2 separate regions of the Homo sapiens genome follow, and region 1 is linked to region 2. Evidence: chromatin loops called from intact Hi-C (ENCODE). Cell type or tissue: mammary epithelial cell. All regions are shown on one strand. Links, peaks and the distances in the headings refer to the core of each region. The heading gives the core; the rest is flanking DNA.

What was found. Peaks named below come from ENCODE experiments on the same cell type or tissue, not always from the same donor. Only the 100,000 strongest peaks of a DNase experiment are listed, where the experiment ranks them.
Region 1: a loop joins it to region 2, with 3 times the contacts of the local background. A loop is called at or near these places in 6 of 110 quality-filtered maps.

The regions. Positions count from the first base shown.
Region 1 is chr12:76,926,150-76,929,080 of GRCh38, forward strand. No RefSeq gene overlaps it. Among named protein-coding and RNA genes, the nearest start is that of CSRP2, 49 kb to the left of the region's middle. In mammary epithelial cell, for the core only: a CTCF peak has its summit at 1,226 (motif pointing left); no DNase peak of the experiment used is centred there.
Region 2 is chr12:76,789,629-76,792,559 of GRCh38, forward strand. The region is part of intron 1 of ZDHHC17 (zDHHC palmitoyltransferase 17); the gene reads left to right. Among named protein-coding and RNA genes, the nearest start is that of ZDHHC17, 27 kb to the left of the region's middle. In mammary epithelial cell, for the core only: a CTCF peak has its summit at 1,536 (motif pointing left); no DNase peak of the experiment used is centred there.

The DNA of each region.
Region 1 (2,931 bases), core at 205-2,704, 140 kb after region 2:
ATTTGACAATAAACTTTTGGTACAACCACTGAAAATCCGGTGTTCATTTCACACGTACATCACATCTCAGTTTGCACCAGCCATGTTTCAAGCACTCAGTAGCCACATGTGCCTGGTGGCCACCATACTGGACAGCATAGAACTAGAGCATTTTCAAGGACAGAAATGAAATAGCATGTCTGGGAAACTACAAGTGAGCCCATGTGGTTAGAGCATGGGGGAGTGAGTGTGTGTGTGTGTGTGTGTGTGTGTGTGTGTGTATTTTGGTGGATTGCGGGGTAAATGGAAGAAAAAGGGACCAGAAAGGTAGATGGAGCAGGAATATGAAAAATGTTTTGACTTTATTACATTAAAATTATTGAAGGTTTCAGCAGAGGAATGCCATTTTCATATCTGTATTTTAAAATTATAATTTGGGAAGCAGTGTGAAAATAGATTTAAGGAGGGCTGGAGATTGGAGCTAATTAAGGAATGTAAGTGACGATTCATTGAAGAGATGAGAACTTGGGTCTGTAGTTCTGAGAGGGTGAGGAAATAATTTGACAGATATTTTTCACTTAATAATCACAGGACTTGGCAACCATTTGGATGTGAGGCATGACAGAGTAAATGAAAATGACATTAGGTTTTGAGCATGGGTAATTGTGAATGCCATTAAGTGAGAGGGAACTTAAAAATAAAGCCAAACTTTGAAAGGGCAATAATTGGTTTGACCTGTTTTGTGGATATTGAGTTGAGGTTTGTAATAAGCATTTGAAAATACTGAGTGGTACCATGTTCAATAATGAGAAAACCTGTATCATAAAAATGACCAAATTGATATACACATTTAATGCAATATTAATGATAATTTTAACTTTTTAGAACTGACTGGATTAATTATTTCAAGTGGAAAAATGAACATGTTAAAATCGCCAAGAAAATATTGAAAGGGCAGAATATTGAGGTATTTGAACAACCAGATAGCAAACTGAATATGTGATAAAATACATTCAAGCTGCCATTATCACATTTTATAAAATAGGAACAAGAAAGGACAGTAATCTAAAAACAAAAGGTACAGGCAAATATGAGACTTAGAAGAGAATTTAGAGGAGTGTCTATCTGCAGAATTTAGGCAGAGTTATGGGAACTAATAAGGGGGTTGAAGCACTTTGGTGACTCTGCAAGGAAGGCATGGAGGAAGAAATAGTCAAACCCCTTTGTCTTTCCAATCTGCTGGCGCCTCCTGTTGGCCAAAGCCAATTTTAAGTCAGGAAACAAGGGGGCCTGGCTCTGGGATACAGGACTGGGGAGATAATGAATCTGAGAGAGCAAAGGAGCATTAATGACACATATGGAAAACTAACATATGACAGCTGGCATTTCAATTCCCTGGGGAGAAAGGCTTTCACAAAATGGCACTAGTTCTACATTTAAAAGAAAATGGTTGAATCATATACTTTAAAAATAAATTCTGGAGGATTAAAGATCTAAATGTTAAAAGTAGCATTTTAATAACTTCTGGTTGAAAAAGGACTTCTTAAGCAAGAGGGGAAACCATAAAGAAAGAGATAGAATAATGTACCTACATTACCCTGCCTCCGATGTGGTATTGCTAAAACAAACAAAAAATTTTTGAATGACAAAAATAATTATCAGCAATATAAAACAAAAAATAATTGGGAAAAATATTTAATACATATTATAAACAAGGGGTAATATTTCCTATATTTGAAAAGCTACAAAACTTAATAAGGAAGTTAACTCAATTTAAAACATGGGCAAATGATATTAATAGGCATCTCATCGAAGGAGTGTAAATGACCGTGATACACATGAAAAAAGTTTCTCATGTTCAGTCTCACTTTTACCCAGGAAAATTTATCATTTATTTATTTATTTATTTATTTATTTTGTGAGATGAAGTCTTGCTCTGTTGCCCAGGCTGGAGTGCACTGGCGCAATCTCAGCTCACTGCTACCTCTGCCTCCTGGACTAAAGCAATTCTTTTGGGATTATAGGCGCCCACCACCACGCCTGGCTAATTTTTGTATTAGCCATGTTGGCCAGGCTGGTCTTGAACTCCTGACCTCAAGTCATCCGCCCCCCCTTGGCTTCTCGAAGTGCTAGGATTACAGGCATGAGCCATCGCACCCAGCCAACCCAGGGAAATTTAAAGCCCAACAATGAGTATAATTTTCATCCATCAGATTGGCATATTTTTTCTCACTATTTTTCTCTTATTGAAAAAAAGACTACATTCACATGTTAAAAAATCAAATCTACTAAAAGGTATATAATAAAGCAAGTCTCCCTCTTATTCTAAATGAATAGTCACCCAGACTCCAGGGCAGCTACGATGGAGAATTTTCTTGGTTGTCGTCCCAGAAATAGCCTCTATATATCAAGTATAGAGTGAAGAAATACACACACATGTGTGTATACATCCACATAGTCCACGTATGTGTGTAGTATAGAGTGAACATATATGTGTGTGTATTAACAGAAACATGCATATTCATTCTGGACATGGTTTTTCATTTCCTATCAATCTACTTCATTATATTTTAGAGCTATATAGTATCCTATACTTGATATGCACCTTTAATCAGGCTTTAGGCTGTTTCTGAACTGTTGCTACTATAAACAATACTATGAAGATTATCCTGTGTGTTTGGGTATACCTGTAAGACAAATTCTAAGATATGTAATTGCTGAATCAAATAATTTGTACAATTCAGATTTAATGGGTATTACCAAATTGCCTTCCAAAGTGGCCACACCAGTTTCACTCCCTGTAACCACAGGTGTTGAAGGATATACATCAAACCATTAATACCAATTACCTTAGGGGTTGGATGGGTAAGAAGCAGATTTTAACTTTTTTTTATACAACTCTGATTTGTTTTACTTTACCCATGAATTACTTTGTAATTATTATTATATTTT
Region 2 (2,931 bases), core at 325-2,824:
TACTATGATTATAGACTATATAAAAATACATAAACATTTGGGGAAATAAAGATTGTAAAGGAGTGTTGAAAGAAATCCGAAAAAAAAAATAAGGTTAGATTAAAAACAATAGTTGCCCTTTAAAATACATAACTTGAGTCTAGTAATGAGAAAAACGTCAAAGAAATCCCAGTTGAGGGTCATACTACAAAATACCTGACTAGTTATTCTCAAAACTGTCAAGGTCATCAAAAACAAGGGAAGTCTGAGAAGTGTCACAGCCAAGAGTAGCCTAGGGAGCCATGATAACGACATGTAAGGTAGTATCCTGGATGGGATCCTGGAACAAAAAGAACATTGGACAAAAACTAATGAACTCTGCACAAAGTATGGGCTTAGTTAATAATAGTGTATCAATATTGGTTCTTTAAAGGTAATGTATCATACTGTTAGCTGTTGTTAATAGGGGAAACAGCATGGGGAATATGAGAACTACTCTCTTGACATTGTTTTTGTAAATCTAGACCTCTTATAAAAAATGAAGCTTTTTTTTAAAGAGATAGGAAGAGGAGAGAAACATATGCATATAGGCATTTACTTAAATGTTCATCAGGCTGGGCACGGTGGAGCACACCTGTAATCCCATCACTTTGGGAGGCCGAGGTGGGTGGATCACTTGAGGTCAGGAGTTTGAGACCAGCCTGGCCAACATGGTGAAACCCCGTCTCTACTAAAAATACAAAAATTAGCTGGGCTTAGTGGCACGCATCTGTAGTCCCAGCTACCCTGGAGACTGAGGCAGGAGAATCAGTTGAACCCAGGAGGTGGAGGTTGCAGCAAGCCAAGATCATACCACTGCACTTCAGCCTGGGTGACAGAGCGAGACTCTGTCTCTAAATAAATAAATATTCATTCATCAAATGTCTGTGGAAAGACATTATAATACACTGCATACAATACGATACATATATTGTTACAAATACATGTATAGATAGGGATTAATGCTAGAAGGAAATGAAGTGAAAACTGTTATTTAAGGGAGCTAAGGTTGATGAATATTTTCCCAAATGTTTTCCTAAATCAGTTTTGTTCAGTCTTTCCTGAAAGACAGTTCATCACAAAGTTAAATACCTCATGTTCTCACCCATACATGGAAGCTAAAGAAGTTAATCTCAGAAGTAGGGAGTAGAATAGTGGTTACTAGAGGCAGGAAAGAGGAGGAAGGAGATAGTTAAAGGTTGGTTAAGGGATATAAAAGTACAGCTAGTTAGGAGGAATAAGTCCTAGTGTTCTATAGTATTACAGACTGACTAACAATTTATTGTATATTTTCAAATATACAAACACAGATTTTTAATGTTCTCAACACAAAGAAATGATCAATGTTTGAGGTGATAGATATGCTAATTATCCTGTTTTGGTCATTGTACATTGTATACCTGTATTGAAATATCACTCTGTATCCCATAAATATGTACAATTATTGTGTCAATTAAAAATAAAAGCCGAGAAAACATGGTGTTTCAGGTAGGTTGTAAGAGTCTGTCTTGAGTATAGTGCCATCTGCTGGCAATGTTAACTAATTACATTTTTAAAAAGTTATTTTATGATTTTATAGGGGAAACTGGTTTTTCTTGCCATTTTGTTATTCACTTGGTTATATATTTTTATGCTTATGCCCTCTTTTTATTATGAACAATAAGCATTCCTTTAAAGATCCTTATGATATGCCTAGAATTTAGAAGAAATCACTACCTCAGGTTTTCCTTTGTTGCCAAATTTTTTTTGCCTATTTCTATGGCTGTAACAAAATGCCTTTATTTTGCAAATGTAATTTGGGGTGAAATAATTTTTTTTAAAAGGAGCTTTATACGTATGCTTTTTGTTTTATTTTGTTTTAAGAAGGTTCGTTAGTATTAGGTAGAATTTAGAAATGAATCAAGTACCCGTAGAGACCCAAAATACCATAAATTTAATAGAATTAAATTTGAAGGGCAAGTCCCTTCCATTACCCTTCTTTCACAATATTCCTGAACTCACTATACTTAGTATACTATACTATACATCTGGGATTAGCATAGACGCAACAAGTCAAGGGCTCAGTCCCACAAGACTGAAGTCCCCACTTCAGATGCCAGTCACAAATCAGGCCTCCAGTATTTCTGGACTGACTGGCTATAAATTGGGTTCCCATGACTCCCTCCTCAGATTTGATAATTTGCATAAGTTGCTCACAGAACACAGGGAAACACTTTACTTACATTTTTCAGTTTATTATAAAGGATACAACTCAGGAACAGCCAGATGAAAGAGATGTATGGGAGGAGGTCTGAGTAGGGGAGTGTGGTTTCCATGCTCTCTCCAGGCATACTACCCTCTCAGAACCTTAATGTCTCCACCAATCCAGAAACTCGTCAAATGTTGTTTCAGGAGGTTTTATAGAACTTAATATTCAGCACCTCATTCTCCTTTCTGGAGGTCAGTAAGAAGAGTTGAAAATTCCAGCTCTCTAATCACTTGGTCATTCTAGTCACCAGCCCCCTCCTGAGTTTATGCTATATAGGCTCCACTCCAGGTCACTTCATTGGCATAAACTCTGGTGTAGTCAAAAGGGACCTTTAATGAATGACAAAAAACAGTCCTATCACTCAGAAATTTTAAGCATTTTAGGAGCCTTGTGCCGTGAACCTGGGACAAAGACGGATTACACTTATACCACAATAGGTCTAGCATTTTAAAAAGTTAACTAGTTTGCACATAGACACTTGGCGAATAGTTGATTGGTTATATAATCCCATCAAGGTATGCAAATAAACATGTATTATGGCATCTCTCATTGGCATATAAACTAGTATTTGCCCTATACCTGCTGTATAAGATTGAGTCTTGTCATGTTGATTTCTCTTTGCTGCAGTGTTTATCGCAGCTCAGCTTATCCCAGCTCTTCCCATT